2 separate regions of the Homo sapiens genome follow, and region 1 is linked to region 2. Evidence: read pairs that join two places in POLR2A ChIA-PET (ENCODE). Cell type or tissue: PC-9. All regions are shown on one strand. Links, peaks and the distances in the headings refer to the core of each region. The heading gives the core; the rest is flanking DNA.

Region 1 (15,063 bases), core at 164-8,163, 78 kb after region 2:
CACTTGATTTCAGGAGCTCGAAACCAGCCTGGCCAACATGGTGAAACCCCGTCTCTACTAAAAATACAAAAAAGGCCGGGCATGGTGGCTCACGCCTGTAATCCCAGCACTTTGGGAGGCCAAGGTGGGCGGATCACCTGAGGTTGGGAGTTCGAGACCAGCCTGACCAACATGGAGAAACCCCATCTCTATTAAAAATACAAAATTAGCCAGGCATGGTGGCACATGCCTGTAATCTCAGCTACTCGGGAGGCTAAGGCAGAAGAATCGCTTGAACCTGGGAGGCAGAGGTTGCAGTGAGCTGGGATCACGCCAGTGCACTCCAGCCTGGGCGACAAGAGCGAAACTCCGTCTAAAAAAAAAAAAAAAAAAAAAGCCGGGCGCCGGGCGTGGTGGTGGGCGTCTGTAACCCCAGCTACTGGGTGGGGCTGAGGCAGGAGAATCACTTGAACCTGGGAGGCTGAGATGCAGTGAGATGGCGCCACTGCACTTCAGCCTGGGCGACCCAGCAAGACTCTGTCTCAAAAACAAAACAAAACAAAACAAAAATAAAAACTGAAAAATCTCAAACATATAAAACCCAAATAGAATAAATCTCCATGTGCCTGGCACCAAATTTCAACAATTATCAACTCATGGTCAATCTTACTGTATTTACACCCCACCACCTTAATTATGTAGTAGCAAATCGGAGGTATTTCATCTATAAGCATTTTGGTGTGTTTCTCTAAAAATTAAAAACTTTAACTTTTTAAAAAACTTTATTGTTCTTGTTAATGACTGATAATACCATTATCCCACCTAAAATTTTTATTTTCCGGGAAGGCTTTTTTCTGGTGGCTCACACCTGTAATCGCAACACTTTGGGAGGCGGAGGCGGGAGGATCGCTTGAACCCCAGGAGTTCAAGACCAGTGTGGGCAATATAGCAAGTCCTCGTCTCAGGAAAAAAAGGAAAAAAGAAAGTTAGCTTTTTGGCAAAACTACTTCCTAGTAGATGGTGTGTACTTCCTATCACAGCGCATTAAGGGGCACATAATGCCTGGGACTCCGGGATTTCGAGCCCCTGACGCCAGCGGCGCCTCTGTGGCTCTGGGACCTGAGCGCACGCGCCTTAAAGCCACGCCTCCGCATCGGATCCTAGTAAGGGAGCGGGGTTATCATTTTAGCGTAGCGTTGCGCGTGCGCAGAGAGGCCGCCGTAGTTTGCGTTTTCACCTGGTCGCCCGGCGGCCATGGCGGCCGTTCTGAAGCCGGTGCTGCTGGGCCTTCGAGATGCGCCGGTGCACGGCAGCCCCACAGGGCCGGGTGCCTGGACTGCTAGCAAGCTGGGCGGCATTCCGGTGAGGGCGGGTGCCGGAGCTGGGGTCGATGGGTGCTGCTGAAGGGTGCGGAGGGAGTGGGCGAGGTCCTGGGGGGAGTCGGGGTCTGAGCGCCTCCTCTGTCCCCTCAGGATGCTCTGCCCACCGTGGCTGCGCCCAGGCCCGTGTGTCAGCGCTGCGGGCAGCCGCTCGCTCTGGTCGTGCAGGTGTATTGCCCGCTGGAAGGCTCCCCGTTTCACCGTCTGCTGCACGTGTTCGCGTGCGCCTGCCCCGGCTGTAGCACCGGCGGTGCGCGCAGGTAGGCGGGGAAGTCCCAGAGCTGCTCCAGGGGTGTCCTTTCCAGCGGGCTGGGGCGGGCCGGCGGGCTGGAGTCGGGGTGCAGCCCTCACGGCCCTTTGTCTTCACCCCGAAGCTGGAAGGTGTTCCGCTCCCAGTGCCTGCAGGTGCCAGAGAGAGAGGCGCAGGACGCTCAGGTAAAGGTTGTGATTGGCATGTTATTGTTTTTCTGTCATTTGAGGATATTTTCCAGAGAATAGTTTGGGGCAGACTTTAAAGCCGTGTTCTTTGAAGTACACTGGAGTGTTTTTTGCTTTTCTGAAGAACCATAAAATGCTATTTTCGTAAAGTTTTTTTTTTTTTTTTTTTTTGAGACGGAGTTTCGCTCTGTCGCCCAGGCTGGAGTGCAATGGCGCGATCTCGGCTCACCGCAACCTCCGCCTCCCAGGTTCAAGCGATTCTCCTGCCTCAGCCTCCCTAGTAGCTGGGATTACAGGCATATGCCACCACGCCCGGCTAATTTTGTATTTTTAATAGAGACGGGGTTTCGCCATGGTGGTCAGGCTGGTCTCGAACTGCCGACCTCAGGTGATCCACCCGCCTCGGCCTCCCAAAGTGCTGGGATTACAGGCATGAGCCACCGCGCCCGGCCTTTCTTAAGGTTTTGTGAGAGTTTTTTTTTTCTTCTATTTTACTTTATTTTTATTTTCTAACTCCTTTGTTAAAAGGAGATGGAGGCCCAGCATGGTGGCTCACGCCTGTGATCCCACCGTTTTTTGAGAGGCTGAAGTGGGAGGATTGCTTGAGCTCAGAAGTTGGAGACCAGGCTGGGCGCGGTGGCTTACGCCTGTAATCCCAGCACTTTGGGAGGCCGAGGCGGGCGGATCTCCTGAGGTCAGAAGTTCGAGACCAGCCTGGCCAACATGGCGAAACCCCGTCTCTATTAAAAACAAAAACAAAAAATTAGCCGGGCATGGTGGCAGACACCTGTAATCCCAGCTACAAGGGAGGTTGAGGCAGGAGAATCGCTTGAACCCGGGAGACAGAGATTGCAGTGAGCTGAGATCATGCCACTGCACTCCAGCGTGGGTGACAGACTCCGTAAAAACAAAACAAAACAAAACAAAAGAAAAAAAAAACGTTGGGAGAGCAGTCTGGGCAACATAGCAAAACATCGTCTCTATAAAAAGTAAACAAATTAGCCAGGCATGATGGCCACGCAACTGTAGTGCCAGCTACTCAGGAGGCTGAGGTAGGAGGATTGCTTGAGTCTAGGAGGTTGAGGCTGCAGTGACCTACACTTGTGCCACTGCACTCCGGCCTGGGCCACAAAGCCAGACCCTGTCCCCTGCCAAAAAAACAAAAGGGAGATGGAGACTTCCTCCTGGATTTCTTCAACTTTTTTTTTTAACTGTAAATTGACAGTTTATAATAATGTATAAATTTATGAGGTATAAAGTGATGGCTATGATTCATGAATATCATGTGGAATAATTAAATGAAGCTAGTTAATGCATTCATCACCTCAAATACTTAACATCTTGTGAGAACATTTGAAATTTCCTCTAGCAATTTGGAGATACACAATACTCTTATTTTTTTTTTTTTTTGAGACGGAGTCTTGCTCTGTTGCCCAGGCTGGAGTGCAGTGGCGCCGTCTCTGCTCACTGCAAGCTCCACCTCCTGGGTTCACACCATTCTGCCTCAGCCTCCAGAGTAGCTGGGACCACAGGCGCCCGCCACCACGGCCAGCTAATTTTTTCATTTTTTTAAATTTTTAGTAGAGACAGGGTTTCACCATGTTAGCCAGGATGGTATTGATCTCGTGACCTTGTCATCCACCCACCTCGGCCTCCCAAAGTGCTGGGATTACAGGCTTGAGCCCCTGTGCCCAGCCACAATACTCTATTATTAACTATATTCATGCTGTGCAGTAGAACTTAAAAAAAACCCACATTCCTCCTGAATAACTGAGGTTTTGTATTCTTTGACCGTCATCTCCTTATTCTTCCCGCTCCAGGTTTCTTTCTTCCTTTTTTTTTTTTTTTTTTTTTTTGAGACCGAGTTTCGCTCTTGTTGCCCATGCTGGAGTGCAATGGCACAATCTCAGCTCACTGCAACCTCCACCTCCCGGATGCAAGCGCTTATCCTGCCTGCCTCAGCCTCCCTAGTAGCTGGGATTACAGGCACTCGCCACCACGCCCAGCTAATTTTTATATTTTTAGTAGAGAAAGGGTTTCACCATGTTGGCCAGGCTGGTCTTGAACTCCTGACCTCAGGCAACCCACCCGCCTCGGCCTCCCAAAGTGCTGGGATTACAGGCGTGAGCCACCATGCCCGGCTCACTCCAGATTTTTTTTTTTCTTTGAGATGGAGTTTCGCTTTGTTGCCAGGCCGGAGTGCAGTAGCACAATCTTGGCTCACTGCAGCCTCCGCCTCCCAGGTTCGAGCAATTCTCCTGCCTCAGCCTCCTGAGTACCTGGGACTACAGGCACACACCACCATGCCCAGCTAATTTTTGTATTTTTAGTAGAGATGGGGTTTCACCGTGTAGCCAGGATGGTGTCGATCTCTTTACCTCGTGATCCACCCGCCTTGGCTTCCTGAGGTGCTGGGATTACAGGCGTGAGCCACCACACCTGGCCACTCCAGATTTCTTTAACCACCACTCTACTCTCTACTTCTTTGAGGTTGTTTTAGATTCCACATATAAGTGAATACATGCAGCATTTGTCTTTGTGTCTGGCTTATTTCCCTTAGCAAAATGTTCTCCAGTTCCATCCATGTTGTCACAAATGACAGAATTTCCTTTTTTTTTTTAAGGGTGAAAAATATTCCATTGTATATATAGTAGTTTTTTTAAACTTACACTGAAGGTCTTGAGACACACAGTTTACTGATTTTCCTGTTTGGGAATATATATGGGTGTGTACATATATGTGGTTGTATGTGATAATGTATACGTGTCTTTATAGTAAATATACTTTATGAGAGCTATATATGTATTAACACATTTCATAAGATGAAATCTGAATTTATTGAAAAGGCAGGCAAGTTGGTAGCTGCAGAACACAATTTAGCCTCCCTTTGACTGTAAATGTGTCTTTATATATACACTGAGTTTGTTTGTTTGTTTGTTTGTTTTTTGAGATGGGGTTGCATTCTGGTCACCCAGGCTGGAGTGCAGTGGCATGATCTCTGCCTCTTGGGCCCAAGCCATTCTCCCACGTCAGCCTCCTGAGTAGATGGGATTACAGGCACGTGCCACCATGCCCAGCTGATTTTCATATTTTTTGTATAGATGGGATTTTGTCATGTTGCCCAGGCTGTTCTTGAACTCCTGGACTCAAACAGTCCGCCCACCTCAACCTCCCAAAATGCTGGGATTACAGGCGTGAGACACTGGGCCCGGCCTGCACCCAGTTCTTGATGTTTGCTAGGCATAGTATTAGCAGTACTTAAATAAAAAGTTGAAGACAGTGGTGTTTGCCTATATTTGTCAGGGTTCAGGTGCAGATAATTAGAAAAGTGCTGTTGCTTTTTCTTTTTTTTTTTGAGACCGAGTGTCGCTCTGTCACCCAGGCTGGAGTGCAGTGGTGTGATCTTGGCTCACTGCAACCTCCGCCTCCCGGGTTCAAGCGATTCTCCTGCCTCAGCCTCCTGAGTAGCTGGATTACGGGCACGTGCCACCATGCCTGGCTTTTAAGCTGAGACAGACTTAACACAGGAGTGAGGTTTTTAGTAAGTGGATAGGCTGAAGGAGGAGGCTCCAGGAATGCCCTCCAGAATCACACCTCAGAACTGGCCGTGAAGGAGCTGCTATGCCACCTCTCCTGCTGTCAGGAAGCTTAGGTGTGATCTGGTGAACTAGAGGCTGTCTTTGCCACCGAACCGTTGGCTCCAAAGCCTTGTTCTGTCTGTGTCTACACAATGGCTACCTTTTGCTATGTGGTCTTTCTTTCTACTTCACTCTGTCTCAAGTTCATGTTTCTCTCTAGTAGACCTGATTAGCAGACCCCTAATCATATCTGAAACCCTAGCTGCTAAGGGGTCTGGGAAAGGTAGTTCTTTCTTTTCAGTTCCTGCAATACATGAAGCACAACAGAAAGATATTGGAACGGATGGTTGAATAACCCCTGTACTATATCTGTCACACTCACCCCAAAAAGGAAAGACAAGTATTTTAAGTCACCTCCAACGTGCTTTTGAGTACATAGGGTCTAGAAAGTTTGATTGGAGTGTACCAGAGGGGAAGGGGATGGTGTGAAGGCTCCCTCTGGAAGGCGCGGCGGTGGGTGGCTGGAGCCGAAGGATTAGAATAAACCTCCCAAATGTGCTCGGACCTCATTCACTGAGTATTTTTCCAGAAACAGGGAAACAGCCTTGCAGCTGAGGACTGGTGTGAAGGTGCTGATGACTGGGGAAGTGATACTGAGGAGGGGCCTTCACCACAGTTTACCTTGGATTTTGGGAATGATGCCAGCAGTGCCAAAGACGTAGACTGGACTGCTCGGCTCCAAGACCTCCGCCTGCAGGATGCTGTCCTGGGTGCTGCCCATCCTGTGCCTCCTGGGCTGCCGCTCTTCCTGCCCTACTACATCTGTGTTGCAGATGAGGATGATTACAGGGACTTTGTCAACCTGGATCATGCCCACAGCCTTCTGAGGGACTATCAGCAGAGAGAAGGCATTGCCATGGATCAGTTGCTTTCCCAAAGGTGAGGATGTGTGCTGCTGAGGTTGAGAGGTGACTGGATTGGGAAGCAGCCACAAGAGTTACCCTTCAGTTTCACCACAGGACCTGGGGAAACTTTCAGGCAGAACTTGTATGTAGGACCTTTTTGCTTCACTTCCTTATCAGCCAACTTGAGTTAGCTTGAAAACCCTGCTCTATTTATAATTGCCGTTAAGAAAGTGAAGATGAACAAACAGAAGTTAGAGATGGCAAGTATTTATAGAAGACGCGTTCACTGACTCTTAAATTTTCTTTTATATTTCTAATATGTCTTTATAGCAGAGACAGGCAAGTTAGAAAACTACCATTTGATCTGGGATAATAAGATTGGGGTGAAAAAATGGAAAAAGGAAAAGAAAAACGCCATTTGTTTATTGACTCTTGGCTGTGGCTCCAGAACTGGCCCAGGACCTCAGAGATGCTTTCAGATCCTCAATTCTGTAAAATGAGAGTGATGGTGATATCTCTGTTCTCTGTTTCATCCCATGATTTTTTGAGAGTTAAGCGAGAGGGTAGATCTTGAAAGGCTTTATAAACCAAAGCTCTCTAAAGAGGTAAGAATGATCATTTTTGCTTATTGATTGACTGAGAGAGACAGGGTCTCACTCTGTCACCCACGCTGGAGTGAATTGGTGTGATCAAAGCTCATGCAGCCTTGAACTCCTGGGCTCAGGCAATCTATCTTAGTTTCCCAAGTAGCTGGGAGTACAGGTGCACACCACCATGTCTGACCAATTAAAATTTTTTGAGTTTCGCTGTTGTTACCCAGGCTGGAGTGCAATGGCACGATCTCGGCTCACTGCAACCTCCACCTCTCAGGTTTAAGCAGTTCTCCTACCTCAGCCTCCCAAGTAGCTGGGATTATAGCCATGTGCCACCATGCCCAGCTAATTTTTGTATTTTTAGTAGAGATGGGGTTTCACTATGTTGGTCAGGCTGGTCTCGAACTCCTGACCTCAGGTGATCCACCCACCTCAGCCTCCCAAAGTGCTGGGATTACAGGCGTGAGCCATTGTGCCTGGCCTAAAAATTTGTTTTAGCCACTGCACCCAGCATTTTTTACTATTAGAATAAAAAAATTACAATAGAATATTTGGAGAAATGGCCTGGTTCTTTACCAGAACTGTTTCATTTGTAGGCTTTTTCAGAATAATGATGAAGGGGAATGCATGAAGACATGTTGGTGTTTGAAAATAATCCTTAATAGAATTGATGGTTATAAGGACTTTTTATTTTTTATTTATTTATTTATTTATTTATTTATTTATTTTTGTGTGTGTGTGATATGGGCTCTCTTGCCAGGCTGGAGTGCAGTGGTGCGATCTCGGCTCACTGCAACCTCCCCTTCCTGGGTTCAAGCAATTTTCTTGCCTCAGCCTCCCAAGTAGCTGGGACTACAGGTGCGCGCCACCACACCCAGCTAATTTTTGTATTATTAGTAGAGACGGGGTTTCACCATGTTGACCAGGATAGTCTCAATCTCTTGACCTCGTGATCCACCTGCCTTGGCCTCCCAAAGTGCCGGGATTACAGGTGTGAGCCACCGCGCCCGGCAGGATTTTTTATTTTTTAATTTCTTAAGTTTTTATGTATTTGCTTATTTTTGGTGGGTTTCTTCAGACTAGAGTATTCTTCTTTTTTTTTTTTTTTTTTTTAGAGATGGGATCTTGCTTTGTTTCCCAGGCTGAACTGCAGTGGTGTGGTGTGGTTATGGCCTTTTTTTTTTTTTTTTGAGACAGTCTTGCTCTGTTGCCCAGGTTGGAGTGCAGTGGCACGTTCTCGGCTCACTGCAACCTCTCCCTCGCCGGCTTAAGCAGCTCTCATGTCTCAGCCTCCCGAGTAGCTGGGACCATAGGCGTGCGCCACTTCACCCAGCTAATTTTTGTATTTTCTTTTTAGTAGAGATGGGCTTTTGCCATACTGGCCGGGCTCTTCTTGGAGTTCTGGCCCCACGTGATCCGCCCACCTCGACCTCCCAAAGTGCCGGGATTACAGGTATTAGCCACCACGCCCAGCCTGCTCATGGTTTACTGCAGCCTCAAACTCCTGGCCTCAGGGGATCCTCTGGCCTCAGCTTTCCCCATAGCTGGGACTACAGGTGTGTGCCACCAAACTCAGCTAATTAAAAAAATTTTTGGTTTTTTTGAGACAGAGTCTCACTTTGTCACCCAGGCTGGAGTACAGCGGTGTGATAATGGCTCACTGCAACCTCCAGCTCCCAGTTTCAAATGATCCTCCTGCCTCAGCCTCCCAAGTAGCTGGGATTACAGGTACCCGCCACCACACCCGGTTAATTTTTGTATTTTTAGTAGAGATGGGGCTTCACCATGTTGGCCAGGCTGGTCTCAAACTCCTAACCTCAAGTGACCCACTCTCCTTGGCCTCCCAAAGTGCTGGGATTGCAGGCGTGAGCCACCGCACCCAGATGAAAAATACATATATATATATATATATATAAAATAAATAATAAAATATATATATTAAAAAATATATATGAAAATATATATATTTGAGACAGAATCTCGCTCTGTTGCCAGGCTGGAGTACAGTGGCTCAATCTCAGCTCATTGCAACCTCCACCTCCCAGGTTTAAGCAATTCTCCTCCCTTAGCCTCCTGAATAGCTAGGATTACAAGTGCATACCACCATGCCCAGCTAATTTTTGTATTTTTAGTAGAGACAGGGTTTCACCATGTTGGCCAGGATGGTCTCGATCTTTTGACCTCGTGATCCACCTGCCTCGGCCTTCCAAAGTGTTGAGATTACAGGTGTGAGCCACTGTGCCCTGCGACTTTTTAAATTGTAAATAATTACTCAAGAGTTGAAAATGGCTTGGGAGAAGGGTTGGGCAGGGAACTGCAGAGCTACATGTACACAATTTAAATATCAAAAATATTTACTTGACAGTTTTTGGCTGAGTGCGGTGGCTCACTCCTATAATTCCAGCACTTTGGGAGGCCGAGATGGATCACTTGAGGTCAGGAGTTGGAGACCAGCCTGGCCGACGTGGTGAAACCTTGTCTTTACTAAAAATACAAAAATTAGCTGGACGTGTTGGCGCACACTTGCAATCCCAGCTACTCAGGAGGCTGAGGCAGGAGAATTGCTTGAACCCAGGAGGTGGAGGTTGCAGTGAGCCAAGATTGCACCATTGCACTCCAGCCTGGGTGACAGAGGGAGACTCCCTCTCAAAAAAAAAAAAAAATTACTTGACAGTTTTACAGTTTTTTAACTTTGACAGTTTTTTTTTTTTTTTCTTTTTGAGACAGGGTCTCACACTGTTATCCAGGCTGTAGTGCAATGGTGTGCTCACGGCTCACCACAGCCTTGCCTCTGGAATAGCCGGGACCACAGGTGCATGCCACCATGCCCAGCTAATTTTTGTATTTTTTTGTAGAGACAAGGTTCTGCCAGATTGCCCAGGATGGTTTTGAACTCCTGAGCTCAAGTGATCCGCCTGCCTCGGCCTCCCAAAGTGCTGGGATTACAGGCGTGAGCCCACTGCACTGGCCTGAGAAATTTTTTTTTGAGACGGAGTTTCACTCTTCTTGCCCAGGCTGGAGTGCAATAGCGCAATCTTGGCTCACTGCAACCTCCATCTCCTGGGTTCAAGTGATTCTCCTGCCTCAGCCTCCCAAGGAGCTGGGATTACAGGCGCCCGCCACCACGCCTGGCTAATTTTTTGTACTTTTATTAGAGATGGGGTTTCAAGATGTTGGCCAGGCTGGTTTCAAGCTCCTGACCTCAGGTGATCTGCTCACCTCGGCCTCCCAAAGTGCTGGGATTAAAGGCGTGATTGATTTTTTTTTTTTTTTTTTTTTTGAGATGGAGTCTCATTCTGTCACCAGGCTGGAGTGTAGTGGCATGGCACGATCTCGGCTCACTGCAACTTCCGCTTCCCGGGTTCAAGCGATTTCCTCTGCCTCAGCCTGCTGAGTAGCTGGGACTATAGGCGCAAGCCACCATGCCCAGCCAATTTTTTGCATTTTTTAGTAGAGATGGGGTTTCACCATGTTGGCCAGGATGGTCTCGATCTCCTGACCTTGTGATCTGCCTGCCTCGGCCTCCCAAAGTGCTGAGATTACAGGCGTGAGCCACTGCGCCTGCCCTGATAAAATTTTTTAAAAGAAAATTATCTTGTTTTGTCTTGCAAATGCTGTAATTTTCTGGATATAGACATTCAAAAGTGTTTTCTGCTTCTGTTTTTAGCCTTCCTAATGATGGTGATGAAAAATATGAGAAGACCATAATTAAAAGTGGAGATCAGACGTTTTACAAATTCATGAAGCGAATTGCTGCTTGTCAGGAGCAGATTTTGAGGTAAAAAAAGGCACAGTTCCTTTTATTGTTTTCCTTGATTATAAAGGAATACATATTAGTTTGGAAAACACAGGAAAATATGAGAAAAGCAAAACCTACAGTATTCCCCAAACCAAGAGAGAACCTAATACCTGCTTTATAGGACCTAATACCTACTTTATAGGATGTGTAGGAGGATTCAGTAAGGTAAAGTGCACTCACTTGTCTAACAAATACTTACGAAGTCTATTCTGCATGCCAGTTGCTGGTATTTGTAGGTGCTGCAGATATAGCAAGAAACGGCACAGATGAAGTCCATGTTCTCATAGCCTTTATTATTATTATTATTTAATTTTTTTTTTTCTTTGAGAGGGAGTCGCGCTCTGTCGCCCAGGCTGGAGTGTAGTGGCGTGATCTTGGCTCAATGCAACCTCCACCTCTTGGGTTTAAGCCATTCTCCTGCCTCAGCCTCCCAAGTAGCTGGGATTACAGGTGCCCGCCACCCTGCCCAGCTGATTTTTTTGTATTTTAGTAGAGATGGGGTTTCACCATGTTGGCCAGACTGGTCTCGAACTGCTGGCCTCACGTAATCTGCCCACCTCAGCCTCCCAAAGTTCTGAGATACAAGTGTGAGCCACCATGCCTGGCTTTTTTTTTTTTTTTTTTTTTTTTTTTTGGGGGCAGGGTCTTGCTCTGTTGCTCAGGCTGGAGTGCAGTGGTGTGATCAATCATAGCTCAGTGCACCTTGACCTCCTGGGCTCAAGTGATCCTCCCACTTCAGCCTCCCAAGTAGCTGGGACTACAGGCATGTACCACCATGCCCAACTAATTTTTGTATATTTTTTTAGAAATGGTATTTCACCATGTTGGCCAGGCTGGTTCCAAACTTCTGGGTTCAAGCCATCCACCTGCCTTGGCTTCCCAGAGTTTGTTCTAGGATTACAGGCATGAGCCACTGTGCCTGGACTATTATTATTATTAAAAAAATATTTTTTTAGAGAGAGGGTCTCAGTCTGTTGTCCACCCTGGAGTGCAGTGGCGTGATCATTGCTCACTGTAACAACTACCTCTTGGGCTCAATCGATCCTCCCAAGTAGCTAGAACTACAGGAGTGTGCCACCATGTTTGGCTAATTTTTAAAAAATGTATTTTGTAGAGATGGGATCTGATCATGTTGCCCAGTCTGCTCTCAAACTCCTGGCCTCAAGTGATCCTCCTGCCACGGCCTTCCAAAGTGATGGGATTACCGGCATCAGCCACGACCCTTGGCCCATATATTTATTTTTATTTTTTAATTTATTTTTATTTTTCTGGGATGGAGTCTCGCCCTGCCACCCAGGCTGGAGTGCAGTGACGTGATCCTGGCTCACTGCAATCTCCGCCTCCCAAGTTTAAGAGTCTCCTGCCTCAGCCTCCCGAGTATCTAGGATTACAGCGCCACCACGCCTGACTACTTTTTGTATTTTTAGTGGAGACGGAGTTTTACCATGTTGGTCAGGCTGGTATCGAACTCCTGACTTCAAATGATCTGCCCGCTTCAGCCTCCCAAAGTGCTGGAGTTACAGGCTTGAGCCACTGTGACTAGTGGGGGAGATTAAAAACAAACCTGTATGATTCCCATAAGTGATAAATGAGGAAAAAATAGAGCTATTTTAGGTAGGCTATCAGAAAGGCCTCAGAGGAAATGACATACCCAGCAGGTATAATTTATAAAAATAGCCACATAGTAAAAACAGGTCCAGACAAAGTGGGCAGAATTAGCTCAAATGGTCTTTTTCCCCGATACCTACCACAGTGAATCTAAAAGCTAAAAATCAGGCCAAATAAAATAAATATTAAAAAAGAAATTCCCTTGTATCAGCACTGAACAAAGGAAAAGGGCTTAGTACCATAAAACTCAAAGTGATAGCCCAGGATATAATATCCATAAATGTCTAGTAGAGTTCTTGAGTGTTTAACATATATATTTATTCACTTATGTAACTAAGTTATCTTTGCAGAGAAAGGTACAGAAATTTCCGGCATGGTTAAGTGCAAGTTCTAATTCCACAGGCCTTTTCTCTCACCTGCCTAAAATATACTGATGAGTCCACAAAGAATTTTCTTTTTTCGGAAACGGAATCTGTCTCTGTCCCCCAGGCTGGAGAGCAATGGTACGATCTCAGCTCACTGCAACCTCCATTTTCTGGGTTCAAGCAATTCTCCTGTCTCAGCCTCCTGAGTAGCTGGGACTACAGGCATGTGCCAACATACCCGGCTAATTTTTGTATTTTTATTAGAGATGAGGTTTCACCATGTTGGCCAGGATGGTCTCGAACTCCCGACTTCTGGTGATCCACCCACCTCAGCCTCTGAAAGTGCTGGGATGGCAGGTGTGAGCCACCATGCCCGGCCTAAGAATTTTCAGTTAATAATATTATGTCTGGAAGGAAGCACACAGGAGGAGAGTTTGCATCTCCTAATGTGGAGGATGGTGGACCCAGCTGTTGGCTGAAGAACTGGGTGTGGTGGGGAGGTGGTGTAGGAAAGGACGGGGATTGCCTCTCAGAAGCAACATTCCTTTGTTCCATGAGTCAGAGCAATGATTGGAAAGTTAAGAGCAATTTCGCCTCCATTCGAGTGGGATCTTTCTCAACATACAGCATTTTACACTGTCTCAGAGGAAAAAGCAAAGCCCAGGTATTCTAATAAAGATTGCATCCAGTCCCAGAAGAACTATCTCCTCACCCCAGTTTCCTCTTTTACCACCTACAGAAATGTAGAGGAAATGGACAGTACTCTTAGAGAGAGGAAAACAGGCCTCATATGAGATGGACAGGAAATCAATGAGAACCTCTGCAGACATTTCAGAGCAAATAGATGGTCTTAACTGAGTTGCCCCCTTTAGGTGTGAGCTAGATGAAAAATAGCATGCCACCCAGGTAATCATACTGTGGCAAGAACAGTTAAGGAAATGAAGAGAACATAGAAAAGGCTCAAGAACCAAGTCTGCCAGAAAATATAATCCAGCTGGACTCGGTGGCTCACGCCAGTAATCCCAACACTTTGGGAGGCCGAGGCGGGTGGATCACGAGGTCAGTAGATCGAGACCATTCCAGCCAACATGGTGAAACCCTGTCTCTACTAAAAATACAAAAATTAGCCGGGCGTGGTGGTGGGTGCCTATAGTCCCAGCTGTTCAGGAGACTAAGGCAGGAGAATCGCTTGAACCTGGGAGGTGGAGGTTGCAATCAGCCGAGATCGTGCCACTGCACTCCAGCCTGGGTGACAGAGTGAGACTCTGTCTCAAAAAATAAAATAAAATAAAATATAATCCAAGGAGCACATCAGTCCCAGCAGATGCTTCAAAATGTATAAGAACTTCATAAGAATGGATTCCATAAAACAAGAGCTCAAAGGTGAGAAAATAAAGTAACTATGTATGAATCGGAAATTGAATTGCTAAAGAAACCAAGCCCCATGACATTACATATCTAATACATATAGAATATAAGGAACACTGGCCGGGTGTGGTGGCTTAAGCCTGTAATCCCAGCACTTTGGGAGGCCAAGGCAGGCAGATCACAAAGTCAGGAGTTCCAGATCAGCCTGGCCAATATGGTGAAACCCTGTCTCTACTAAAAATACAAAAATTAGCTGGGTGTGGTGGCGGGTGCCTGTAGTCCCAGCTATTCGGGAGGCTGAGGCAGAAGAATTGCTTGAACCTGGCAGGCGGAGGTTGCAGTCGACCGAGACTGCGCCATTGCACTCCAGCCTGGGCGAGAGAGCAAGGCTTTGTCTCAAAAAAAAAAAGAAAAAAAAAGTTAAGGAACATAATAGACTTGGCTAAAGATCAAAGTACTGGTATAGAGGAAAGACTTGAGCTAATCCAGTGAATGCAGAAGAAAAAGAGAAAGCATTCAGAGAGAAGATGGTATCTTTGAAGGGTTGATAAATATATTTACTATGAGGAGAATTGGTGTCCAAAATAGAGAACGCAATAGATGGATCAGAAACTATTCAAAGATAAAATTGGGAATTTTTCCTTAATGAAATAAGAACTAAATATGCAAATACTAAAATACAGGGAGTATAAGAATAGTTGACATTGAGAAACCTAGCCTGGTGGTGGTTTTAAAAATATCGTCAGTCTTTTAAATGTAGCCATTCTAGTAGGTGGTGGTGGTGGTATTTCCTTGTGGTTTGAATTTGCATTTTCCTAATAACAAATGATGTTGTGCATCTTTCCATATACTCATTTGACATCTGTGTATCTTCTGTAGTGAAGTGTGTCTGTTTACATTTATTTTTCAGCAGCTTTATTGAGATACAATTGACATACAACAGACTGCGTATATTTTTACAGTGTGCACTTTGATAAGTTGACATCCATATACACCCCTGAAATCACAACAGTCAAGACAGTAAACATATTCCTCTCTGCCAGGAGTTTCC
Region 2 (15,063 bases), core at 3,638-11,637:
TTTATGTGACTTCATGAAGTTTTTTTTTTTGAGACGGGGTCTCACTCTGTCGCCCAGGCTGGAGTGCAGTGGCACGATCTTGGCTCACTGCAACCTCCGCCTGCCGGGTTCAAACAATTCTCTGCCTCAGCCTCCCAAGTAGCTGGGATTACAGGCGCCCGCCACCATGCCCGGCTAATTTTTGTATTTTAGCCCCAGCTAATTTTTGTATTTTTAGTAGAGGCAGGGTTTCACCGTCTTGGCCAGGCTGGTCTTGAACTCCTGACCTTGTGATCCACCCACCTTGGCCTCTGAAAGTGCTGGGATTACAGGCGTGAGCCACTGCACTGGGCCAACATGAAGTCTTTTATCCCTTGGAAGATCAGCTATTTCCCAGCACAGCAGATATGTTTATAAAATCTAGCCATCATGCAAGAGCTAGACTGAGTGGTTGGCTCCCTAGTGGATAGAGAGCGCAGTGGTGTGGGATGGTATGGCATGGTCATCAGGGATAATGTGAAGGAGAATTGTGGGATTCTCCTCTCGTGGTGACAACCTCATGACTAAATGGTGGGCTGCAGGGAGCCGCTCCGGTGGGGGGATTCTAGCCTAGCGCAGGGTTGCTTTCCTAGTCACTCTGGTGTGGCATTCTCTATTCCTTTTCCACAGCCAGAAGAATTTAAGCTTAAATAAAAGGCAATCAAAAACAGCTCTGAAAAAGTCTGTTTTAAGGAGACTTTGCCTATAATCAGTGACATTTCTTTTGGGAGACAGAGTTTCGCTCTTGTTGCCCAGGATGGAGTATAATGGCGTGATCTTGGCTTACTGCAACCTCTGCCTCCCAGATTCAAGCCATTCTCCTGCCTCAGCCTCCCGAGTAGCTGGGATTACAGGCGCGCACCACGACGCCTGGCTAATTTTTGTATTTTTAGTAGAGATAAGGTTTCACCATGTTGGCCTGACTGGTCTTGAACTCCTGACCTCAGGTGATCCACCTGCCTTGTCCTTCCAAAATGCTGGGATTACAGGTGTGAGCCACCATGCCTGGCCATTAGTGACATTTCTTGTAGGCATTTTAATACTTATTTCTTTCCAGTATGAGAAATAAAAAATAAATCTTAGAAGTTGAGACTTTAGGACTTACTGCTCCATTTTACAGAGTAAAAGATAATTTTCTTTTTTTTGAGACGGAGTCTTGCTCCTTCGCCCAGGCTGGAGTGCAGTGGCGCAATCTCGGCTCACTGTACCCTCTGCCTCCCGGGTTCAAGCAATTCTCCTGCCTCAGCCTCCTCAGTAGCTGGGATTATAGGCACCCGCCACCACGCCCAGCTAATTTTTGTATTTTTAGTAGAGATGGGGTTTCGCCATGTTGGCCAGGATGGTCTCAAACTCCTGACCTCAGGTGATCTACCTGACTCGGCCTCCCAAAGTGCTGGGATTACAGGTGTGAGTCACCCACCTGGGCCAAAAGATAATTTTTTTAAACTATCCCAGCAGGCAAACACAGATTAAAAGATAATTTATGGTTAGCAATATAGTGATTCATTAAATAATGTCTAGTTCAAATCATTCCATAATTAACTTGGCAAAGTATTTCTTTTCTTTTTTTTTTTTTTTTTTTTTTTTTTTGAGGTGGAGTCTCGCTGTTGCCCAGGCTGGAGTGCAGTGGTGCGATGTTGGCTCACTGCAGGCTCCGCCCCCCGGGGTTCACGCCATTCTCCTGCCTCAGCCTCCCGCGTAGCTGGGACTACAGGTGCCTGCCATCTCACCTGGCTAATTTTTTGTATTTTTAGTAGAGACAGGGTTTCACTGTGTTAGCCAGGATGGTCTCGATCTCCTGACCCCGTGGTCTGCCCGCCTCAGCCTCCCAAAGTGCTGGGATTACAGGCGTGAGCCACGGCGCCCGGCCTAGTATTTCATTTTATGTTTTGGAAATTTTCTTTAATAAAATTTTCAAAACATGATTTTTCACATGTTAATATTGTCCAGTCTCTAGTTTTATTATTTCAATTTCATGCCATTTGCTGCATTGTTGTCATTTCTTTTTAATTTTCACTGTTTTCTTGCATGTTTTGGTCTGTCTTTCATGCTAAAGACTTCCTAGGGCTTTCTTTCTGTTCATCAGAAAGGCCCTGGAATGCTAATTGGAGGCTGTGTGTGGGGGTGGGACCTGTTAGCTTTATTGTAGATGGCTAAGCCCTGAGGTCCAGACCTGCACCTTGTTGCCTTGTCATGTGACTTTACAACCCTCGGTGTCCTCCTGGCTGCTGGGCCCCAGCCTCCTGACTGTTCAGCTCACACACGTGAACCTAACACCTGCCTTGGTCCCCTGCTCCATCTTCTAGACAACTCATGCTGAGGACCAGCCCACAGGAGGAGGCCTCCGAGTTCTCTCTTGACGTCTTCACCTTGACCTTTTTTGCCACCATTTTAGTCTGTCCAGGCCTTTCTGCCCTTTCTACATTCCCTTTGCTTTCAGCCAGTGATGCCACCCCCTACTACACTGAGCAAATAGAATCTCCCTGATGGCAGCCCTTCTTCCTCATGTGGCCAAGCCACCACCACTCCTGCCATCCCTCTTCACAACCATCTTTTCTTCCTTCCCCTGCCTCATGACAGCAGAGGAGGTGCCCTCTCCTCCTGTCCAGGCTTGCCCCGTGCTGGCCTTGCCCCCATCCTCGAGGGCCCAGCTTCTGTGGTGCGACCTAGTGTTTTCTCTCCCTCATCCTCAGCCTGTTCCCACCAGTACACAAAGATGCTTCCCACAGAAAAGTCCACTCTGCCCTGCCCTGTTTCTCTGCTCTTTTCTCAGCCAACTTCTTGGAGTAGTTGTCTACCTTTTTTTCACCTTTCATTCATTCTAAAAAATTACTATTTTATTTTTACTGCACCTTGTGGCTCCTTACTGCTCCTGGCACACCCCGTGGACAGTTTACTCAGAGTAGTCTAAAAAGTAATTATTATTGAAGTATTTCAGGCACATAGAACATTTCACACCCATCAGTGTATCTTCCTTTTAGCTGCCTGCCATATTTGCTCATGCCTGTTACATATTTTTAACAGAAAAATATCACCAGTGCACTTTTTTTTTTTTTTTTTTGAGACTGGGTCTTGCTCTGTTGCCCAGGCTGGAGTGCGGTAGTGATCACAGCTTACTGCAATCTTGACCTCCTCGGCTCAAGCAATCCTCCTGAGTAGCTCAGACTATAGGCATGCACCACCATGCTTGGCTAATTATTTATTTTATTTTACTTTTTATTTATTTTTTTAAAGACAGGGTCTTGCTATGTTCCCAGGCCGGTCCCAAGCTCCTAGGCTCCTGCACCCGGTCTGTAAATGCACTTGAATCCCTTTTGTACCTCTCCACTTTCTTATTCATCCCTTTGTCTCTAGAGATAACCTCTGTTGAATTTGAAGCGTGTGATCCTTGTGCATATTTTAATATTTTTTCCGTATATGAATGTATCTATACATAAGGTATTATTTTACACAGTCTGAAACTTTATATACATAATGTCATTCAGCTTGCTGAAATCTGGCTTCCACTCCTATACAAGAACATGCCTTCTCTTATCAAGGTCATTGGTGCCTTCTTCCATGTTTTCAAATCCAGGGAACCCTTTCAACAACTTTCAGCAGCTCACAGCAGTGTGGAGAATATTCCTCCTTGGAAATACTCTCAGCTTGTGACATCCAAGAACCAACCTTTCTTTCCTCTTGGGTCATCCTTTCTTCATCTAGTTTACTGGCTTCTCCTTCCTCAACACAATTTCTGAATGTGAGTTTCTCCAGGCTCAGTTCTAGCTGCCCTTCTCCCTAGGGGTTCTCCATCCAGTCTTGGGACTGAAAAACCACCTGTGTCCTTGGAGGGGGCTCAAATGTGTGTGATCAGTGAGCAGCCCACTTCCTGTGGGCTTCAGGCCCCTGAGCTCAGCTGCTACCGGGGGTCTCACAGGTGGCTCAGGCGTAGCCTCTCTCCACTCACCTGTTCCTCCCTAGACCCTCTCTATGCTAGTGAGTGGTGCCATCCCACACTGGCTTCACTTGAGAAACCTGAGATTTATCCTTCAGCATTTCCGTCATGTCTACACCCAGTCCAATCCTTAAGAAAACCCGGCAGTTCCCACCTCCAAAATCTTATCCCAGATCTGTCCCCTTCTTCCACGTCCTTCATCGCTACCCTTGTTCAGGGAATCGTTACTTCTCCCCTCCCTGTCTTGCTCGCCTTCATTTTAAAATTGGATGATGTCGCTTCTCATTTCCTTAGGGTAGCATGTGGACCCCTCAGCACGACCTGCCTAGACCTGCCTAGTCTGGCTCCTGCCTTGATGGCCAGCCTTATCAGTGGCCACCCTGCCCTCGCTCACTGGGCTCTAGTTCCTTGGATGTGTCTTTCTTTGTTACCTTGGATCCTCGGCCTGTTTCACGGACCCGTCTGTAGGTCTTGACACCCCCCACCCCACCCCACACACATGCAATTCCATTCACGACCTTCTCCTCTAATTCTCACCCTAAGTGCTGCTTTCTGGGTGTCTAGGACATTCCCTGGTATAGTCCTCTGTTTGTTTCCCGCAGTGTTTTTTCTCCATTTATAATTCTGTGTTTTCTTTGTTCACCTTTTTGGCCCTGAGGCTCTCAGCTCCAGGAAGGTAAGGAGCAGCTTTGTGCTTCAGCACGTACCTAACATACCACCTTGTGAGCTAAATATTTGACTGAAAGATTCTTAGAAAGAGTCAAACAGTTTTAAACTGTGAGACTCTTAGGCTTCAGGCAATGGTGTTTACATACAGTTTGTGAAACCAAAGCTTTGGAACTTTACGGCATTATAGCTGCTAGTCATTTTCCTGTAGTCTGCAAGTTTTGTAAATATTACAACTCCTACACTGGCCCAGCAGAACAAAAGCTAACTGCTAAAAAATGTTACTTGGTTCACAGAATTGCAACAAAAATAGAAATCTAAAAACAGTTCATCTGGAATCCCATCTAATAAATCAAATATATATTTTTCTGTATTCTCTTCTTGTCCTGATCCATGTATCTGTTTTCTGCATTTAATCGTAAAATGACAGAGATTAGTTTCTCCTTTTCTATCTTGCTTATCTACTCTTCATAAACATATGTAGTGACTGAATAATAAATATTTACTTTTCTGTGCAGATTTCAAAAGCTCTGTTTTTCTGTTAATATGCCAATGTATATTTTTCCTGTTATGTATTCATGTGGTCTTTTCCTTCACTGAATAGGAATGCCAACCATGTATGTTCTTCCTTTTTTTTTTTATTCTGGAAACTCCAAGTACCAATATTCTAGGTAACCTGTCTTTTTAAAGCAGGAAAGTTAAAAATGTCTGAGTATATACACACATATATATGTGTGTATATACATATATATATAACAAATAACAAGTAGGTAAGTCTTTTTTCCAGGGTTCCTAAAATAAAGGGAGATTTCGGCCGGGCTCGGTGGCTCAAGCCAGTAATCCCAGCACTTCGGGAGGCCGAGGTGGGTGGATCACCTGAGGTCAGGAGTTCGAGGCCAGCCTGACCAACATCATGAAACCTTGTCTCTACTAAAAATACAAAACTCAACCAGGCGCAGTGGTGGGTGCCTGTAATCCCAGCTACTCGGGAGGCTGAGGCAGGAGAATCGCTTGAACTCGGGAGGCGGAGGTTGCAATGAGCTGAGATAGCGCCACTACACTCCAGCCAGGGTGACAGAGTAAGACCTTGTCTCAAAATAAAATAAAATAAAATAAAATAAAATAATAAAATAAAAAATAAAGGGAAATTTCCTTTCTCTTCAGGATGGTTAATTAGGCTTTCAAAATTTGGGCTGCTCACTTTGCAATACAAACAATCTAGAACTTCTAGTTTATTTGCTTAGATGGTTTATTGCTGCATTTTACTTGAGGGGGTTTTTCTTGTTGTTGTTATTGTTGGTCTAATGTTGCTAGAACTGTACCACCCTCTTTTACCTACCAGTTACTATATATGTTACAGGCGACATCTAGACTAAGAGAAAGAGGCTGTGATGGTTGCCTGGCAGGAATTGAAGTTCAACAACTCTTTTGTTCTCAAAGTGCAGCAATTCCTGAGCACCAGCTAAAAGAACTGAACATAAAAATCGACAGTGCTTTGCAAGTAAGTTTTTCAGAACTGACATACTGATTTCCACGGGATAGAAACAAGGGAGGGAGTTAAAGTTGTGATGTTGAATCAATTAGAAAGGGTTATAGAGTAGTAATTGACCTTTTAATAGCTATAGAAATTTAAGATTTCTATTTCCATTGAACTTTGTCATCTTATAATTTGCTTTACGATCTTGATTGTTAAAAATAATTTATTTCCAGGCATATAAGATAGCTCTGGAAAGCTTAGGACACTGTGAATATGCAATGAAAGCCGGCTTCCACCTGAATCCAAAGGCGATTGAAGCAAGTTTGCAGGTACACTTTTCCTTCCTAAAGCTCTGGGGACCTATGGCGCTGCTCCTGCAGTCTAGTGTGAACCAAGTGTTTTGACAGATGAGCGATGGGTCACCTCTCCTCTTCCATCCATGCCTTTTCCAGGGCTGCTGCAGCGAGGCGGAAGCCCAGCAGACGGGGCGGAGGCAGACACCCCCGCAGCCCATGCAGTGTGAGCTCCCCACCGTCCCTGTGCAGATAGGATCGCACTTCCTGAAGGGCGTCTCCTTTAATGAGTCGGCCGCCGACAATCTGAAACTTAAGACGGTAGCTTTCCATGGGGTTCCAGCAAATGAGTGTGAACTTGAAAATAGAGTTCTTAAGAGAAATGTAAAGGCTTGCGAAGGATGTAGATTAAAAAAAAAATGGGGCCGGGCGTGGTGGCTCACGCCTGTAATCCTAGCACTTTGGGAGGCGGGCGGATCACCTGAGGTCAGGAGTTTGAGACCAGCCTGATCAACATGGTGAAACCCTGTTTCTGCTAAAAATAAAAAATCAGCCGGGTACGGTGGCACGCACCTGTAGTCCCAGCTGTTCGGGAAGCTGAGGCTGGAGAATTGCTTGAACCCATGAGGTGGAGATGGCAGTGAGCTGAGATTGCGCCATTGCACTCCAACCTGGGCGACAAGCAAAACTCTGTCTTAAAAAAAAAAAAAAAAAATTAAAAAGCAGACCTACGGAGACTTTAATCAGACATTTGCCAAGCAAGTTTTCGTTTTGTTTTGTTTTGTTTTTTTGAGACGGAGTTTTACTCTCTCGTCCAGGCTAGAGTACAGTGGTGTGATCTATCTCAGCTCACTGCAACCTTCACCTCCTGGGTTCAAGCAATCCTCCTGCCTCACCCTCCCAAGTAGCTGGGACTACAAGCATGTGCCACCAAGCCTGGCTAATTTTTGTATTTTTAGTAGAGACGGGGTTTTACTGTGTTGGCCAGGATGGTGTCGAACTCCTGACCTCAGCTGATCCACCCTACTTGGCCTCCAAAAGTCCTGGGATTACAGGCATGAGCCACCGACCTGGGCCTAGGCAGTTTTATTCATAATTTTATTCAGATGTTTAACAGAAAGGGTTTGAAAGTACACTATAAGATATTGTTTATGATTAATGTCTCTCAGTGGACTTGTATGAATTAAATAAGAAGAGAGATGTTGTTATAATGCTGCAGTGATAACGATTATTTGTGGAACATCATGTGTTCCAGTCATTGTGCCAGGTGCTCCACATCATTGTCTCACTTAATGCTCACCCATGAGGTAGGGGTGCTGCCCTTTGGCCCACCTGCCACATGGGAACTGATACCCAAGGTCACACAGCTAGAAAGTAGAAGAGCTGGAATTTGAGCTTATGTAATCTGTTTCCAGAGCCTGAACACCTGACTACTTGGTCATCCAAAATAAAATTGAGATTTTAATTAGTATTTACTTGTATCAGATGATTTTGTTTCCCTATTTGGAGGGATTCAGAATTTCAGAATTCCTCAACCAGTTCACATCAGTAGATTGCTAAATAATTTTGTGCTAGTATAGAAATACCTGTGTATATTATCGCATATGTATCCATATCTAGTCATTTACTCTATGGGGCTGAGAAAATCTCTGAGAGTGATTGATGATAATTACTAAGGAAATTAAAATGGCATAATTAGGGTGTATTTAAAATGCTCTTCTTGAGCCAGGCGTGGTGGCTCATGCCTGTAATCCCAGCACTTTGGGAGGCCGAGGTGGGCAGATCACCTGAGGTCAGGAGTTCAAGACCAGCCTGGGCAACATGGCAAAACTGCATCTGTACTAAAAATACAAAAATTAGCTGGGTATAGTGGCAGGCACCTATAATCCTAGCTACTCAGGAGGCTGAGGCAGAAGAATTGCTTGAACCCAGGAGGTGGAGGTTGCAGTGAGCTGAGATTGTGCCAGTGCACTCCAGCCTAGGCAAACAGAGCAAGGCTCCATCTCAAAAAAGAAAAAAAAAAAATGCTCTTTTCCCAGGAGTTCAAGACTAGCCTGGGCAACATAGCAAGACTCCACGTCTACAAAAAATTTAAAAATTAGCTGAGTGTGGTGGTGTGCACCTACCTGTGTGGTCCCAGCTACTGGGGAGGCTTGAAGCAGGAGAATCACATAAGCCTGAGGGGTCTAGGCTGCAGTGAGCCATGTTCGTGCCACCGGACTGCAGCTTGGACGATAGAAAAATACATAAATAAAATGCTCTTCTCTTGAGGATGATTGTATAAATGCATTTTTACAAATTTTAGAACCTTGCATGGCTTTGTCTTGAGGTGTGAACTCTCTTCTTATCAATCTATAGCATACAATGTTACAGCTGATGAAGGAGGCAGGCTGCTATAATGGAATCACATCCAGGGATGATTTTCCTGTGACTGAAGTGCTGAACCAGGTTTGCCCTTCCACATGGCGAGGTGCCTGCAAGACGGCGGTGCAGCTGCTGTTTGGCCAGGCTGGACTGGTGAGTGAGCGTGGGTGGTGGATGATAGGTAGAATACCAAGATGTTTCAAGCATGTGAGGATGTGGTGCAGACACATGTGTGAAAATATTGAATAATTTAAAAAGTTATTTGGTGCTGTGGAATTTAGACCAGGCAGGTAGACAAGGTAAAGGAAGAGCAGCATTTAAAAATCTCTTTAAAAAGAAAAACCAGATTGATAATATATATTTGCAGGGAACCTAGTTGCAAAATGATGCTATGGGCTTTGCTTATTTTAAGAAAAAAACCATTACAGTCTGGGCCCCATGGCTCATGCCTGTAGTCCCAGCACTTTGGCAGGAGGATTGCTTAAGTCTAGGAGTTTGAAATCAGCCTGGGCAACATAGTGAGACCCTGCCTCTTTTTTTTTTTTTTTTTTTTTTGTGTGTGTGTGTGTGACAGACTCTTGCTCTGTCGCCCAGGCTGCAGTGCAGTGGCGCAATCTCAACTCGCCGCCTTCTGGGCTCAAGTGATTCTCCTGCCTCAGCCTCCCAAGTAGCTGAGATGGTAGGCACCCGCCACCACATCTGGCTAATTTTTTTTTTTTTTTTGAGATGGAGTCTCGCTGTGTTGCACAGGCTGGAGTGCAGTGGCGTGATCTCAGCTCACCACAACCTCTGCCTCCCGGGTTCAAATGATTCTCCTCCCTCGGCTTCCCGAGTAGCTGGGACTACAGGCACGCACCACCATGCCTGGCTAATTTTTGTATTTTTTAGTAGAGATGGGGTTTCACTGTGTTGGCCAGGCTGGTCTCGAACTCCTGACCTCGTGATCTGCCTGCTTAGGCATCCCAAAGTGCTGGAATTACAGGCATGAGCCACCACACCCGGCCCTTAAAAAAAAAAGAAAAAAACATTACATTAGTAACAAGTTGACAGGGCCACTTGATCTAGCCCCTATTCTGGAGCTACATTGGATGTCTGTTGCTCAAACATCCCATGCTTCTTCCTGTCCCAGGCCTGTGCTCTTGATACCCCTTTTATCTGAAAATACTCTTCTCTCTGATTATCATGTAGGTCACTCCTTATCTTCTTGGTGTTAGCTCCAAAATCACCTCCTCCAAGAGGCCTCCCTTGACCACAGTGGTATAAGTAGTACCCCCATCCAGTCACTGTATACCGCTGCTGTTTATCTCTTTCTTAGCAATAAAGTAACATCAACTAAAAAGTAATGATTTGTTCATTTCATCTTTCAGAGAAAAAAAAAACTTTGCCCAGAGTTGGGTGGGTCAGGAGATCAACATCTGAAATCACCATTTAGCTTTTTGTTTGCATCACTGACCCATAGAATCTTACGTATTTGATCTCCCTTTCTAGTAAACGACTACTTTTCAAAAACATATGGTGGCAGGGCGTGGTGGCTCACACCTGTAATCCCAACACTTTGGGAGGCCGAGGCAGGCAGATCACCTGAGGTCAGGAGTTCAAGACCAGCCTGGCCAATATGGCGAAACCTCGTCTCTAAAAATACAAAAATTATCCAGGCGTGGTGGCGGGCACCTGTAATCCCAGCTACTCGAGAGGCTTAAGCACAAGAATCACTTGAACCCAGGAGTCAGAGGTTGCAGTGAGCCGAGATTGTGCCACTGCACTCCAGCCTGGGTCATAGAGTAAGATCCAGTCTTTAAAAAAAAAAAAAAAGGATATGGCATTTCAGTCAGAGGTTGGAAGGACCTAATTAGAGATTAAGAAAATTAAAGAACTTGTTTTTTAGTCTGGTTCCTACTTTATTCACAAAAAGAGCTATTGAGGGTATACTGTCGTTTTGTTTCAAGCGGGTTAGGGCTCAGGTGGCCCAGCTCACAGTGGGGCTGTCTTGTGGAGGCTCAGATGAGGGCTTGTTCACAGTAATGAGTCACATTTCCTTTGGGATCTTTTCCTCAGTATAGGGACCTCCAAAAGAAGTAGTAAACCAGAGATGCCTTGCTGAAGCGTGGAAGAGCCCATTGGCTTTAGTATATCGATCCATATTCCCAGAGACCATTTAGCTGAAACTGCAAGGACCATGCCAATGAGTTCCCCTGAAAGGAGTATGCAAAATAAGGCCAAAAGGCACAAAGGCTGTTTTGAGAAAACACTGTAGATTAAAAAAAAAAAAAAGTTCCATGTTATTCAGAGAGCAGAAACTTCTTCCTAGTTCCTTGCGTCTTGATTGTAGGACACATTTCTGTGTGACTTTAGGTTATGGTTCTGGGGATGGGAGGAGAGAGGAAACACCTGTGTGGTCCAACAATGGCTATTCCTTTGACAGGAAGTTTTTTCCAAAGGTCATTGCAGATCAGCTATGGGAACTCTGTTTAAACCAGTGAAAGCTGGCTCCATTAGAAGCTGAATTTGGAGTATGATACACAACTCTGTACAGTTTTACCCCTTCTGAAATATTACAGATTTGGTTTTAAAATATTTTATGATTTTTTAAAACATTCTTTTAGTTATTTGAAAATATATTCATCACTTTGTCAAACTCTAGATTACATAGGATACTCTTATCACCTATCTAGTATTAAAGACTCTTCCTGGAAATAAGAGGAAATCATTCAAAGAAGGGTTAGTTCTTCCTCTGTCCTGAAGTAATTCAGTTTTTATTGATGGTTGAGGATAAGATAATCTTTAAAAAAGTTTCATCCACTTCTGGGCGTGTCATGACAAATGGGCTTATCTGAAGCATTGGTTTGACTTTTTTGTTTGTTTGTTTGTTTGAGATGGAGTCTTGGTCTGTTGCTCAGGCTGGAGTGCAGTGGCGCAATCTCGGCTCACTGCAACCTCTGCCTCCTGGGTTCAAGCTATTCTCCTGCCTCAGCCTCCTGAGTAGCTTGGACTGCAGGATCACCACACCCAGCTACTTTTTGTATTTTTAGTGGAGACGGGGTTTCACCATGTTGGCCAGGGTGGTCTCAAACTCCTGACCTCAAGTGATCACTTGCCTAAATCTCCCAAAGTGCTGGGATTACAGGCGTGAGCCACTGCACCCAGTCTGGTTTGACTTTCAGTGACACTTTTACTTCTTTTAAGTGCATAAAGTAAAAAATACTAAGATAAAGGACGCAAATTAATTCCTAATTAACATATTTATAGTTTGGAAAAAGTGCTAGAGGTGCTTGCCAGTTCAATTTAATTCCATGCCCAGAATGTGGTTTCTGTTTATTGAAATGTTCTTAGTTTTGGTCATCTGTTACTACTTGCTGTTGTCTTCACGGGGCCCTGACTGGCCTTGGCATAACTAGGCTGCTAGGGGAATAGTTCTTAGAGAGTCATTTTATGTATTGGATTTTATTCTGATTTGTTTTCTCTCTGAAAGCTGGTTGTTATTTGTTTTTTTTTTTTTTTTTCGATCTTAGGTGGTGGTTGACACAGCACAGATTGAGAATAAAGAAGCCTATGCCCCCCAGATCAGTTTAGAAGGCTCTAGAATCGTGGTTCAAGTCCCATCCACATGGTAACGTGCCTCTTACTTTCACCGGAGCCTAAGCTCTGACTGACGTTTGCACATCTTTGAAATGATGGCCTTGTTTTGAACAATGCCCATGCTAGCTGACGCAACAAGTCTTGCTGCATGTGCAGGTTTATGGGCAGCAGTGGTATGTTAGTGGCATGTGTCATGATTATTGGTCTGTGATGAGGAAGCCAAGAGGTCTGAAAAATGGTCTCATTGACCATAATGTAACTAAAATGTTATATACTCTTGGATCATAATGAGCAGTATTATCTTTGTTACTGAGTCTACAGCATTTAAACATAGTATATCATTTTCTCTAAGTCACCCAGTGTTCACTAAAGCCCAGTAGAGAACATAGAATTCCTTCTCCTCTGTTCCAACTACAATCCTGATGATCTTGAGCTCATGTTGTGACACACCCAGTGTCTTTACAAATCTTGGGACAGTCATTTTTAGATATTATATTTGTAACACTTATAATAGATAAAAGATTATTCTTAATTTATTTTTTTTTAAAAAAAGCTCCTACAAATCAGAAGAAAATGGGCAAGGGACATGAACAGCTAAGTCAGAAAAGAAGACATATGATCAACAAATAGATTAAGAAAATGTAATGGCCAAGTGCGGTGACTCACACCTGTAATCCTAGCACTTTGGGAGGCCAAGGCGGGCAGATCGCCTGAGGTCAGAAGTTTGAGACCAGCCTGCCCAATGTGGTGAAACCCCATCTCTACTAAAAATACAAAAACTATCCAGGCATGGTGGTGGGTGCCTGTAATTCCAGCTAATCAGGAAGCTGAGGCACAAGAATTGCTTGAACCCAGGAGGCGGAGGTTGCAGAGAGCTGAGATTGCACTATTGCACTCCAGCCTGGGCAATAGAGCAAAACTATCTCAAAAAAAAAAAAAAAGAAAAAAGAAAATGTATAACTTCACCTAAAAATCAGAGACAAAGTAAAGAAACCATATGGGGCCAGGTGGGGTGGCTCACACCTGTAATTCCAGCACTTTGGAAGGCCGAGGCGGCCAGATCTCCTGAGGTCAGGAGTTCCAGACCAGCCTGGCCAACATGGTGAAACCCTGTCTCTACTAAAAGTACAAAAATTAGCCGGGCGTGGTGGCATGCACCTATAATCCCAGCTTAAGGCAGGAGAACCGCTTGAGCCTGGGAGACAGAGGTTGCAGTGAGCCGAGATCGTGCCACTGCACTCCAGCCTGGGTGACAGAGCGAGACTCCGTCTCCAAGAAAAAAAAAAAAACCGTTATGATGTCATTTTGCCCAGAATATTGTTAAATTGTTTTAGAATAACAATACTAAATATAGTGACAATACTAGTTTGAGCCAGACTGTGAAACAGGCAAAGAGGTTGTTGAGTAGAGACTAAATACAACCTTTCTGGAGGGCAATTTAGTATATTAGAAGCCTAAAATAAGGGATATGACCTCAACAATTCCACAGTTTCACCTCTAGAAATTTATCTTTGTGATATGTATTCACATTCAGCTATAAGGATGAGTATCATAGCTTTATTAATAAACAGGAAAAACTAAGCATATATTGGAAGGTATTTGCTATTAAAATGGTAATCTGCATGAATATTTAGCTATAAGAGAAAATATTTAAATCATTTAAGTAGGCAGAGATACTAAGGAACAAAGAGGTGCTGTTGGTGCCTATGTGGACTAAAATGGTAGTTGGGTAAGGCATACAAGTTGTATTTAAACCATTTGTTCTTTTTTTTCGAGACAGAATCTCGGTCTGTCGCCCAGGCTGGAGTGCAGTGGCGCAATCTCGGCTCACTGCAGCCTCTTCCGCCTGGGTTCCAGTGATTCTCCTGCCTCAGCTTCCTGGGTAGCTGGGATTACAGGCGCATGCCACTACGCCCAGCTAATTTTTGTACTTTTAGTAGAGACAGGGTTTTGCCATGTTGGCCAGGCTGGTCTTGAACTCCTGACCTCAGGTGATCCACCTGCTTCGGCCTCCCAAAGTGCTAGGTTTACAGGCGTGAGTCACCGCGCCCGGCTCATTTGTTCTTGAAATGTAAGAGTATAATAGTAGATTCTGTCAAAAGTGTTTAGAGTCTATGAATATATTTAAGTAAATGTTGGCAGTTCACTTTGTGTCCTAAAACCTCCCTTCTATAAGTACTCTGCCACCAAAAAGTTCTTTTATTTTTTTAAATTATTATTATTATTTTTTTTTTGGTAGAGACAAGATCTCATGCTGTCCCCCAGACTGCAGTGCAGTGGTGTGGTCATGGCTTACTGTAGCCTTGAACTCCTGGGCTCAAGCAATCATCCCACCCTGGCCTCCCAAGTAGGCGGGACTACAGGCATGTGCCATCATGCCTGGCTAATTTTTAAGTTTTTTGTAGAGATGGAGTCTCACTATATTAGCCAGGATGGTCTGGGACTCCTGGGCTCAAGCGATCCCCCTGCCTTGGCCTCCCAAAGTGCTGGGATTGCAGGCGTGAGCTACTGTACCTGGCCCAAAATTTTAAGTTAATTGTAGGGTGGCATACTGTGTCCTGAAATTAATGGTAATTTATACACATATTTTCATTTCTATCAAACAGTAAACCAGAGGCTCACTTTCTGTAAGATTTTTGTGTTACTAAATTCTTTTTTTTTCTTTTGTAGTCAGTGTTCTGCTGAAATGTGTTCCTGAATTTTTTTTTTTTTTTTTGAGATAGTTTCGTTCTTGT

Evidence for each region. ChIA-PET counts read pairs that join two places held together with the same protein. Peaks named below come from ENCODE experiments on the same cell type or tissue, not always from the same donor. Only the 100,000 strongest peaks of a DNase experiment are listed, where the experiment ranks them.
Region 1: POLR2A ChIA-PET joins it to region 2 with 12 read pairs; 3 of 35 experiments call an interaction of 5 or more read pairs at or near these places.

Annotation. Positions count from the first base shown.
Region 1 is chr19:34,403,198-34,418,260 of GRCh38, forward strand. PDCD2L (programmed cell death 2 like) reads left to right here and starts at 1,202. Exons shown (of 7, transcript NM_032346.2): 1 at 1,202-1,341; 2 at 1,452-1,618; 3 at 1,733-1,793; 4 at 5,964-6,313; 5 at 10,540-10,650. The coding sequence starts at 1,234. In PC-9, for the core only: no CTCF peak of the experiment used is centred there; a DNase peak (open chromatin) is centred at 1,134; H3K4me3 peaks cover 1,785 bases; H3K27ac peaks cover 865 bases.
Region 2 is chr19:34,321,443-34,336,505 of GRCh38, forward strand. GARRE1 (granule associated Rac and RHOG effector 1) reads left to right here. Exons shown (of 14, transcript NM_014686.5): 4 at 5,979-6,119; 5 at 6,329-6,424; 6 at 6,548-6,709; 7 at 8,747-8,905; 8 at 12,262-12,359. Among named protein-coding and RNA genes, the nearest start is that of GPI, 36 kb to the right of the region's middle. In PC-9, for the core only: no CTCF peak of the experiment used is centred there; DNase peaks (open chromatin) are centred at 4,679 and 7,809.